Linked DNA regions of Homo sapiens: region 2 is linked to region 1. The links are chromatin contacts, found by Hi-C or POLR2A ChIA-PET in ENCODE. All regions are on one chromosome and are shown on one strand. The core of a region is the stretch at or near the end of the contact, and the rest is flanking DNA. Distances in the headings are between cores, read along the strand shown. Region 1 holds the start of ZNF831 (zinc finger protein 831). Region 2 overlaps LOC107985382 (a long non-coding RNA gene).

What was found. A loop is a pair of places that touch in the nucleus more often than their neighbours do. ChIA-PET counts read pairs that join two places held with the same protein, here RNA polymerase II (POLR2A). Pooled maps may share reads with other maps.
Region 2: a loop to region 1 is called in a pooled map, with 2.9 times the contacts of the local background. The contact joins the enhancer-like site here to the promoter of ZNF831 in region 1. A Hi-C loop is called at or near these places in 1 of 50 pooled maps. POLR2A ChIA-PET finds 5 or more read pairs at or near these places in 2 of 52 experiments (CD4-positive, alpha-beta T cell and activated CD4-positive, alpha-beta T cell).

Annotation. Positions count from the first base shown.
Region 1 is chr20:59,161,324-59,167,272 of GRCh38, reverse strand. ZNF831 (zinc finger protein 831) reads right to left here and starts at 3,452. Exons shown (of 6, transcript NM_178457.3): 1 at 3,066-3,452.
Region 2 is chr20:58,941,110-58,947,058 of GRCh38, reverse strand. It overlaps LOC107985382 (a long non-coding RNA gene), which reads left to right. Exons shown (of 4, transcript XR_001754727.2): 4 at 1,902-2,113. Among named protein-coding and RNA genes, the nearest start is that of NELFCD, 37 kb to the left of the region's middle. Within about 2 kb of position 2,383, at least 2 of the 41 ENCODE cell types and tissues checked have a DNase peak (open chromatin) inside an H3K27ac peak, as active enhancers do.

The DNA of each region.
Region 1 (5,949 bases), core at 2,203-4,702:
AATTAGAAAGTGTGCAAACACATGAAGCAAGTTATCACCAAAAACGGTATACAGCCAGCAGATAAGCACACGAAAAGGTGTTCAACATCTTTAGCCACCTGGGAAATATAAATTAAAGCCACAATAAAATATCACTTCACACCTGTCAGAATGGCTAGAATAAAAAATAGTGAAACAGCAAATGCTGGCGAGGATCTGGAAACACTGCCCACGTTGCCAGGATCCATTTCGGTGTGGATGTGAAGTGGCACAGCCATTCTGGAAAAAAGGGTGGCCATTTCTTAACAAATCAAACATGGGACTATTATTCAACCCAGCAACTGCACTCCTGGGCATTTATTTCACAATGAAAACTTACGTTCACACAAAAGCTTGTACATGAATGTTTCTAAAGCTTTATTTGTAATAGTCAAAAATTGGCATCAGCCCAGATGCCCTTCAACAATGAATATTTAAACCAACTGTGGTACATCCATATCACAGAACACTACTGAGCAATAAAAAGAAGCATACCGTTGACACATGAAACATTTGGATGAATCTCTAGAGAATTATGCTGAATGAAAAAAGTCAGTCCCCAAAGGCTACACACCACACTGAATGATTCCATTCATATAACATTCTTGAAATGACAAATTATAAAACTGGAGGACAGACTAGTGATTGCTTGGGGTTAAGGGGTTGGGGGGGAGAGAGAGAGGAGGAGAGCAGGAGGGATTTGGGGTGTCCACGACGCATCCTTGCGGTGACAGAAATGTTCTGTATCTTGACTATATCACTGTCAATATTTTGATTGTGATTTGCAAGATGTTGCTATTGGAGGAAACTGGGTAAAAAACACATGGGATCTCTCTGTATTTTTTTCTTACAACTGCAGGTGAATCTGCAATGTTCTCAAAACAAAGAGGCTAATTTATGAAAGTAATAAATACGTAAATAGAATCAAAACAGGAACAACCTTCCCAGTGTGTGAGTCAATGTTATTTACTGCAGCATCCATAGTGTATCTAGAACCGACCCTAGCCACGAGTACCACAGCCTACCCTTGGAGAAACACCGACTCTGCACAGACCATTTTCCTTTCATTTTCTTTATATCAACTCACTTTTTCTTATGTACCCTTATATATTCAAAGGAAAATTGACATCACTACCATTTACCATATCTGGAAAAGCTCCAACATTGCTATGAATACAAAGTGATCATAAAGAAACTACAAGGGGCTGGGTGTGGTAGCTCACGCCTGTAATCTCAGCACTTTGGGAGGCCGAGGCAGATAGATCACCTGAGGTCAAGCGTTAGAGACCAGCCTAGCCAAAATGGCGAAACCCCTTCTCTACTAAAAATACAAAAAAATTAGCCAGTTGTGGTGGTGAGCACCTATAATCCCAGCTACTCAGGAGGCTGAGGCAGAAGAATCGCTTTAACCCAGAAGGTAGAGGTTGTAGTGAGCTGATCATGCCACTGCACTCCAACCTGGGTGACAGAGCGAGATTACAGCTCCAAAAAAGAAAAAAAGAAGAAAAAAAAAGGAACTACAAGGAAAGCAATGAAAACATACAAAGATCTCTCACTTGGTAACAAGCCAGTACTGAGAACAAGCTTCCTACCTATGCCCCAAAGTCACTCTGCAGAAATCCCTGAGTGTGACCTTCCAGCATAACTCAGCCTTCCCTGCCATGCCACACCCAGACAGGCAGCATGGTGGGTAAAGTTCCCAGACCCTGGAGATAAGACCTGTCTTTGAACCTTTGCTCTGCTACCTATAAACCCTGTAACCTGGAATAAGTCACTTAAACTCTCCATGCTGTGTTTTCCTTATCTGAAAAGTGGGGCTCATGTTCATTTGTTCAAAGGATTGGATAAAACCATAGATGTGATTTGTCCAGACGTGGTAGACTCTCCCTGTGTCTGTTCCTGCCCCACTCCCCTAACCAAACAGCCTACCCTACCTCCCTTTTACAGTCTTGGTTCTCTGCTTACATGATGTTCATGGTCTCTACCAGGAGAAAAGTCTCTCTAGCTGGTAACTCCACGGCGCCTGATAGTGAGCCCATTTCCCCTAGGCAGGTGCTTTTGGGTAACCCTGCTCACATGGCACTCCTCCTTCAGGACCAACCCTCCCCAGCTTCCCAGCGGAAGCACAGCTAAGGAAGCAAATCTCACAGACCCCAACATTGCCACAGAACCTAAGTGTTCTCTCTGATTAATATTAGCCTATGGTCCTAAATACTTGCTCTTAGCTGGGGCAATAAAGCGAGGGTGGTTAAAAGGCATATTATTTTAAACTGGCCCTGACGTTGATTCTGTTTTTCCCAGTCAGCTAATGTTACCATTTTTCTAAGTTGCATCCTGTCCCTCGTTGCATTTTGGTAGATAACATCTCTGGTTTCATTCTTACAGAAAGATTTGCTACGGGAAAGGAGAAACACGTTACCTCTCAGAGCATGGCTTCCATGGCTGATCTGAGATAGCCTCCAGCTCTTTGCTATTTTGGATACTGGGAAGTCAGATATGTGTATAAATACATGGACTATTGGCCCTTGTAAATCTCATTGAAAAATGCTACCCTTGGGTGGCTGATCAGTAGAATTGCTATAAATAGTAGCTCTATCAAATACCTTGATATTTCAATTATATTATATACAAATAAAAAACTTGGCCTAATAAAACATACATATATATGTGTATATATATACCACACATACTTGGGCTAATATGTTCTAACCAATTCACACTTTCAGTTTAATTAGGTTCATCACTGGGAAAAAAAACAGTTTATAAAGCAATAAATTTTCTTATAAATGTTTTTCTGTTTAGTAGAACATGGATTGTGGACCTGGTTTCTGACAGCCATTTTGAATTGTAGTAAATATTTTGACAAAAGCAACAGCAGTATTAAGCACATGAGAGAATTACTTGAACTGGGTCACACACAGTTTTACGTAGCATTTTCCCTTTAACTGCGTGCTTGAAGATAAATATATCATTAAGAACATAGAGTAAAAGAGTTTTTTTTTAACTGACATTTTATATATGCTTATGTCATGGAGCATGTTACATACCTTTATAAACAGTGGAGTGTTTTCAGCCAATGATGCTCTGATTCAAACACAATGATCTGGTTGCCCAGAGAAGACACCCACAGGTCCAGAAAGGACCACTGGGCTGGCCCCACAGAGAAGAGATGAGCTCAAGAGCCCGTGCTCTCACTCTCTGTAGGGAGCTCGCTACTCTTTGCTGAGAGGGCATTTTAGTGTTCTCTCCCAGTTCCTACTCTGCAGGCAGCATCTCAGAGAACGGAGAGATGCTCCCTGAGCCTTAGAAAATAAAATAAAATAAAAGAGGGCAGCCTCCTGTGGCTTGGCCTTTATGTCAAGTCCACGTTTAACTGAGAAAAGCACCATTTCAAGCAACCTGGAAGAGACTCAAGCAGAGATAAAACTTGGTATGGCCCAGAAATAGGAAGTAAATTATTTCCTATACATTACCTAACGTCACGGTAGCAACCCTTAGAAAACAGGAAGAGATAGAAGCAGACACGAAAAAAAAAAAAAAAGAGCCACCGCTCAGCTCTTTAGTAATTGTTACTATTGACCTAACAACCTATAAAGAGCTTGCTGCCCAGAAATGTAGGTGTGCAAAAAAACATTGCATTAGAGATGAGGTTGTTCTGTGCAGGCAAGTTTAAGAATTAGAGCCTAGGTGGTCGTTTTCCTGGAGATGTGGATGGAACAAGTGTTTGCAGAACCTCCACATGTAACCCCAGAGGTTCCTGAGGGCCCAGAATGAGCATTTCCACTGCAATTGACTATGGTGGGAGGTCCCAGTGAAAGATTTCTGCGATGCTGTCTTTATGTAAAATGGTGATATTTTGTTCAACATGGATTTGTTTGAATTAGGTTTTATTTTTAAGATATGGCACTGATCACTCTATTCAACATAGTACTGAAAATCCTAGCCAGAGCAATCAGGCAAGAGAAAGAAATAAAAGGCATCCAAATAGGAAAAGAGGAAGTCAAGTTATCTCTCTTCACTGATGATATGATTCTATATCTAGAAAACCCTAAAGTTGCCACCAAAAGACTCCTAGACCCAATGAATGACTTCAGTAGTTTAAGGATACAAAAATCAATGTACAAAAATCAGTAGCATTTCTATACACCAGTAATGTTCAAGCCGAGAGCCAAATCAAGAACACAATCCCATTTACAATAGCAACACACACACACACACACACACACACACACACACACACCTAGGAATACATCTAACCAAGGAGGTGAAAGATCTCTACAAGGAGAACTACAAAATACTACTGAAAGAAAACAAACAAATGATAAAACACTCCATGCTCATGGATTATAAGACTCAATATCATTAAAATGTCCATACTGCTCAAAGCAATTCAACACTATTCCTATCAAATTACCAATGTCATTTTTCACAGAATTAGAAAAAAACTATTCCAGAATTCATATGGAACCAAAAAGGAGCCCGAATAGCCAAAGCAATCCTAAGCAAAAATAACAAAGCCAGAGGCATCACATTATCTGACTTCAAACTATACTACAAGGCCACAATAACCAACACAGCATGGTATTGGTATAAAAATAGACACACAGACCAATGGAACAGAATAGAGAACCCAGAAATAAAGCTGCACACCTAAAACCAACTGATTTTCAACAAAGTCAACAAAAATAAACAGTGAAAGAAAGGACCCCCTATTCAATAAATGGTGCTGGGGAAACTAGCTAACCATATGCAGAAGAATGTTGAATAGAGTGATTAGTGCCACTCTAATTCCAGAATGAAACTGGACTCTTACCTCTCAATATATACAAAAATTAACCCAAAATGAATTAAATACTTAAATGTAAGACTTCAAACTATAAAAATCCTACAAGAAAACCAAGGAAATACTCTTCTGAATGTCAGCCTAGACAAAGAATTTAAGACTAAGTCCTCAAAAGCAAATGCAACAAAAATAAATATTGACAACTGGTACCTAATTAAACCAAAGTGTTTCTATGTAGCAAAAGAAATAATCAACAATGTAAACAGACAACCTATGGAATGGGAGAAACGATTTGCAAACTATGCAGCCAACAGAGGTCTAATATTCAGAATCTATAAGGAACTTAAACAAACAACAACAAAACCATTAAAAAGTGAGCAAAGGTCATGAAGAGACACTTCTCAAAAGAAGACATGCAAGCAGCCAACAAGCATATTTTAAAAATGCTCATCATCTCTGATTATCAGAGAAATGCAAATCAAAACCACAATGAGATACCATCTCACAGCAGTCAGAATGGCTATGACTAAAAAGTCAAAAAATAACAGATGTTGGTGAGGTTGCAGAAAAAAAAGGGAACACTCACACATTGTTGGTGGGAATGTAAATTAGTTCAACCCCTGTGGAAAACAGTTTGGATATTTCTTAAAGGACTAAAAGTAGAACTACCATTCGACCCAGCAATCTCATTACTGGGTATCTACCCAAAGGAAGATAAATCATTCTACCAAAAAGACACCTGCACTCGTATGTTTATCACAGCACTATTCACAAATAGCAAAGGCATGGAATCAACCTGGGTGCCTGTCAACGGTAGACTGGATGAAGAAAAAGTGGCATATATACACCACGGAATATACAAAGCCATAAAAATAATAAAATCATGTATCCATGCAGCAACATGTAATCCCATGCCTGTAATCCCAGCACTTTGGGAGGCCAAGGCAGGCGGATCACTTGAGGCCAGGAGTTTGAGACTAGCCTGGCCAACATGGTGAAACCCCATTTCTACTAAAAATACAAAAAATTAGCCGGGTGTGGTGGTGCACACCTGTAGTCCCAGGTACTCAGGAGGCTGAGGCAGGATAATAGCTTGAACCCAGGAGCCAGAGGTTGCAGCAAGCTGAGATCATGCCACTGCACTCCAG
Region 2 (5,949 bases), core at 1,134-3,633, 220 kb after region 1:
CACGGTGGCTCATGACTGTAATCCCAGCATTTTGGGAGGCCAAAGTGGGAGGATCACTTGAGGCCAGGAGTTCAAGACCAGCCTGGCCAACATGGCAGAACCCCATCTTTACTAAAAATACAAAAATTAGCTGGGTGTGGTGGCACATGCCTGTAGTCCCATCTACTCAGGAGGCTGAGGATCGCTTGAACCCAGGAGGCAGAGGTTGCAGTGAGCCAGGATCACGCAACTACATTCCAGTCTGGGCAACAGGGAAAGACTCTGTCTCAAAAAAAAAAAAAAAGTGCATACCAGGCTAAGTGCAGTGGTTCATGCTTGTAATCCCAGCACTTTGGGAGGCCAAGGCAGGCGGATCACTGGAGGTTAGGAGTTCGAGACCAGCCTGGCCAACATGGTGAAACCCTGTCTCACTAAAAATACAAAAACTAGCCGGGCATGGTGGTGCACGCCTGTAATTCCAGCTACTCGGGAGGCTGGGACAGGAGAATCGCTTGAACCTGGGAGGCGGAGGTTGCAGTGAGCTGGGGTCACTCAACTGCACTCCAGCCTGGGTGACAGAGAGAGACTCCGTCTCAAAAAAAAAAAAAGTGCATAACAGTTTCCAGGCATTGTATTGATTTTTCCTAGTGAGAGGAAAATGGGAGTTGGGTTGGGATCGACACTTGGAAAACCACCTGATTAAGCTAAGGCTAATTCAACTGGCACCCTGTGCAGCAGCTGAATTGCAGATTCAGTGGGGATGTCACAGGGGTCACCAAGCACACCCTTTCCAAGTGTTTGATGTTTGGGACTATCTACAATATACTACAACCACTGAAATGTGTACTTAAAACATTTTTTAGAGGTAACAATGCTTTTGGTTGCTATTTTGGAGGAAAGAGGAAGTTCCAGTGTCTCGTTTTTGGCCCTGCCCACCATGGTGGCATTTACTCCAGGCCTTAACAAGCCAATAGGTGATGATGCCTGATTCTGAGGAGATCCATCTATCTATCTACATCTGGACAGAAAAGACCCTCGGGGTGGGCTTGCTATTGGTGGACTCGATCCCCACTCCATCTCTGGATCCACATAGACCTCACTCCAAAGGGCAGACCATGGTGATGTCGAGGTTCCTAGGATCCCAATAATTCGCATTACTTAGATTTGATCCAGTATCCAGTAGACCAAAGGTTTTGGTATGTTCTTTCTCCCAGGGCACATTTCTCTTTGGGGAAATGTGAGGAAGAAGCCTTCCAGGTTGCCTTGGTGATTATGTGGGTCTCAAGGCTACCTAGACCATGTTACTTATGGTCTCCGGTCTCTAGACGAGAGACTCTGGATCAATGAAGTGACCCAGCGTACAGAATTAGATACCAGTTCTTGACTTCCTTATGTCTTGATTTTCATTAGACCTGGACTTATTTTATTCTTTTTTTTTTTTTTTTTTTTTTGAGACAGAGTCTCACTCTGTCACTCAGGTTGGAGTGCAGTGGCACGATCTCAGCTCACTGCAACCTCTGCCTCCCAAGTTCAAGCGATTCTTCTGCCTCAGCCTCCTGAGTAACTGGGACTACAGGCTCCTGCCACCACGCCCGGCTACTTTTTGTATTTTTAGTAGAGACAGGGCTTTACCATGTTGGCCAGGCTGGTCTCGAACTCCTGACCTCAGGTGATCCGCCCGCCTCGGCCACCCAAAGTGCTGGGATTACAGGTGTGAGCCACCGAGCCCCGTCTATTTTATTCTATTTTTATTTTATGGTTGCATACAAAAGGATGGAGCACCTGTCACTATAATTCCTGGGAACCCTCTAATTAACCACAACTAAAGATCTCTGGGCCTTGCACCAACCATGTTGTGAACCTAATAAGCACACCTGCCTTGTTGCCTATTATGATTACCCGGCCTCCTTGGCTTCTGGCAGGTAACTGTGGCCACGTGGACCAAGCCAACGCCGGCTCCTCTCATTCCCATTGAGATCAGCAAGGCAACTCCAGCCTGTACCACCAATATCCCCAGGCCAGGAGAACAGCCAGTGAAAGCCCATTTGAAAGACTGCCATATTCCTCACCAATCCGTTTCTCAAGGCCAAGGTGAGTGGAGAGCCTTCCAGCCCTCACGGGAGCCACATGGAGGCGGGAGGAGCTGGTAAGGGGGAAACCCACTGCAGTTCCAGTGCGGCATTCCTGTCTCCTGAAGTCTTTGAATTCTTTCTCTGTCTTATGCCAAAGTGTCTCTGGCTTTGCCATGTCATTTTGCACAGAGCAGCATTCAGAACATTAGCCAAAGCAGCAAACTGCTAAAGCAGCTGCCCACACCCCCTGAAAGAATGCACCTAAATCAATAACTTCATTCCAGGTGAGAAATAAACGCCACCCTCTATGCCTGGGGACCTTAAGTCCCTTCTCATGATGACTATACATATCTTTTGTTTGCTTTGTTTTTGTTTTTATTTACAGTATGACTATACATATTGGTGCAGCCATGCTCTTCCTTCAAGAAGCAATTCTTCATTCTCCTTCCATAATAATGCATTTCACTCCCAGGCCTGGTTGAGTTTCAATTCTGGTTACCAGCCAGGTAAAAATGTGTAGTAGCAGGGCATGAGAGCGTGGTTATTTTCCCTCAAAGGGCGAGGACTCTTCCTAAGGGAGGAGAGGCACAGTGGAGTGTTGTAGAGTGGTAGGACCGGGGGAGTCTCGGAATATTTCTGGATATTTTTATTCCAGTTCCATCTTGTCGGGCTTTCTTTCTTTCTCAACCATTGCCCTCACTTTTGGTTAAAAGTACTGTAGGCCAGGCATGGTGGCCCATGCCTGTAATCCCAGCACTTTGGGAGGCCGAGGCGGTTGGATCATGAGGCCAGGAGTTCGAGACCAGCCTGACCAAGATGGTGAAACCCCGTCTCTACTAAAAATACAAAAATTAGCCAGGCCTGGTGGCGGGCACCTGTAATCCCAACTACTCGGGAGGCTGAGACAGGAGAATCACGTGAACCCAGGCAGCAGAGGTTGCAGTGAGCTGAGATTGCGCCACTGCACTCCAGCCTGGGTGACAGAGCGAGACTCCGTCTCAGAAAAAAAAAAAAAAAAGAAAAAAGTACTGTAGACTGTGAATTCAACTGTGTTAATATACAAGCTGCAGGTTCAGTCTCGGATGGGTTCAGTTTTCAGCCTACTTATAACCAGTTACAGAGTTTTTAAAAACTTAGTTGTAGAAAGACTTGAATATCCCCTTTTTTTTTTCTTTTTCTTTCCCTTTTTTTTTTTTGGATACACAGTTTCACTCTGTTGCCCAGGCTAAAGTGCAGTGGCGCAATCTCAGGCAACCTCTGCCTCCCAGGTTCAAGTGATTGTCCAGCCTCAGCCTCCCGAGTAGCTGGGATTACAGGCACCTGCCACCACACCTGGCTAAATTTTGTATTTTTAGTAGAGACGGGGTTTCACCATGTTGGCCAGGCTGGTCTCAAACTCCTGACCTCAAGTGATCCACCTACATTGGCCTCCCAAAGTGCTGGGATTATAGACGTGAGCCACCTTGCCCAGCCAATATTCCCTTTTTTGAGGCAAGCATTTTTAGATTTGGGTTACTATCATTTTTAATTTGGCCAGTGCTCACAGAAGCCACCACTGTATTTCATATTGCATGTCTCGTCCCCTTTTAATTGGCCTCTAGATGATGATAAGGGAAAAAGGCAAGGCATATGTATAATATGCTACTAATTTTATTGAGAAGTAATTCACATATTATAGAATACATTTTTTAAGTACACAATTCAGTGCTTGTAGTATATGCACAAGGTTGTACAACCATCACCATTATCCAGTTCCAGAACATTCTTATCACTCCAAAAAAAAAAAAAATCCTGTTCTCATTAGCTGTCACTTCCCATTTTTTCTTCCTCCAGCAATCTGTTTTCTGTCTCTATGAATTTGCCTCTTCTAGGCATTTCACATAGATGAAATCATACAATGCATTGACTTTTGGGTCCAGCTTCTTTCGCTTAGCATGGTGCTTTCAAGGCTTAGTGTGTTGTGGCATGTATCAGTATTTCATCTTTTTGGCTGAGTAGTATTCTATTGTATACATTTTTAACACAGTTTGTTAACCAGTGGATAGACATTTGGATTGTTTCCACTTTGGGCTATTATGAATAACATAAACGCTGGAGTACAAGTTTTTGTGTGAATTTGTGTTTTCCTTTCTCCTGGGTATACACCTGGGGGAGAAGTGCTGGCTGATACGGCAAGCGGCTGCACTGTTTTACATTCCTTCCAGCAGTCTACGGAGGTTTCAATTTCTCCATTTCCTTGCCAGTGTAGCTATCTTTGATTATAGCCATGTGAGTGAGTATGAAGTAGAGTATGTTGCCTTTTATGTAAACACAAGAAAGAAAAATATATCTGTGTGTAATTGCTTAGATATACACAGAGTGGCTCTGGAAGCTTACATGGGAAACTGGCAACACTGGTTGCCTCTAGGGAGAGGAACTGGGTAGCTGGTGGCTGATGTAGAGGGGAGATTTTATGCCACCCACCCTTCTCTAAGATATTAAGTTTAGAGCATGTGCAAGTATTACCTATACAAATAATTAAATTAATATGAACTTTAAATTTGGCCGGACACGGCAGCTCACACCTGTAATCCCAGCATTTTGGGAGGCTAAGGTGGGTGGATCACCTGGGGTCAGGAGTTCAAGACCAGCCTGGCCAACATGGCAAAACCCTGTCTCTACTAAAAATACAAAAATTAGCTGGGCATGGTGGCATGCACCTGTAATCCCAGCTACTTGGGAGGCTGAGGCAAGAGAATTGCTTGAACCTAGGAGGTGGAGGTTGCAGTGAGGGGAGATCATGCCACTGCACTCCAGCCTGGGCAACAGAATGAGACTCTGTCTCCACAACAACAACAACAAAAAATTAAGTTAAATGTATTATAGCAGGGATTGGCTAACTATAGCCTGTGTACCAAATCTGGCCTGCCACCTGTTTCTGTATGGCCCGTGAGTTAAGAATAGTTTTTACATTTTTAAATAGTTAAACAATCAAAAAAAGAATATTTTGTAGCACATGAAGTGATATGAAATTCAAGTTGTAATATCCATAAATAAGCTTTTATGGGGACACAGCCATGCTAATTTGTTTACTTTTTTCCATGGGTGCTTTTGTGCTGCACTGGCGAAAGTGAGGAATTGTGCCAGGGGCTGGATGTAGCATTCTCATTGCCTTAAACTGCCACTTGGCACAATGAGAATTGCAGTTACACAGTTAAAAAACAACAGGATTTTGAGTGCTACATATATTGCCACACTCTAACTTTAAAAAAATTATGAGTACATATCTTTCATGTTAAAAAAAGAAAGAAGATAAAAGTAGACTTTGAATGTCTGTTTCTAAGGCATAATGGGGTGTGAATTATTTTCTGTCACATCACATGACAAAACATTGTATCTTGTGCGATGACGTGCTAGCTCTTCTAGAAGAGGATGAAATGCATCAACATTGCAGAGATCATGGCAGAATTTCTTCACAGAAATTAAAAATGACAAAGAATCCATAACTAAAGTAAATTATCAAGTAGTTCGTTTGTTAACCAAGAAAGAAATCTGTTTATAAATGGTAAGTTAATTACATGATGTTTGATTACAATGGCTGAATAAATGTACCCAGAAAAAGCAAACTTGTTTAAGAATATTAGCCTTGCATTGAGGATAGTTGGTTGAAGAGTTTGGGACATTGGGAGTAGCATCAATAGTCCACTAAAAAACAGGGAGTTTTTTTGTTTGTTTGTTTTGTTTTGTTTTTTGAGATGTAATCTCGCTCTGTTACCCAGGCTGGAGTGCAGCAGCGTGATCTTGGCTCACTGCAATCTTTGCCTCCTGGGTTCAAGCGATTCTCCTGTCTTAGCCTCCTGAGTAGCTGCGACTACAGGTGCACACCACCACACCTGGCTAATTTTTGCGAGGTTTTTTT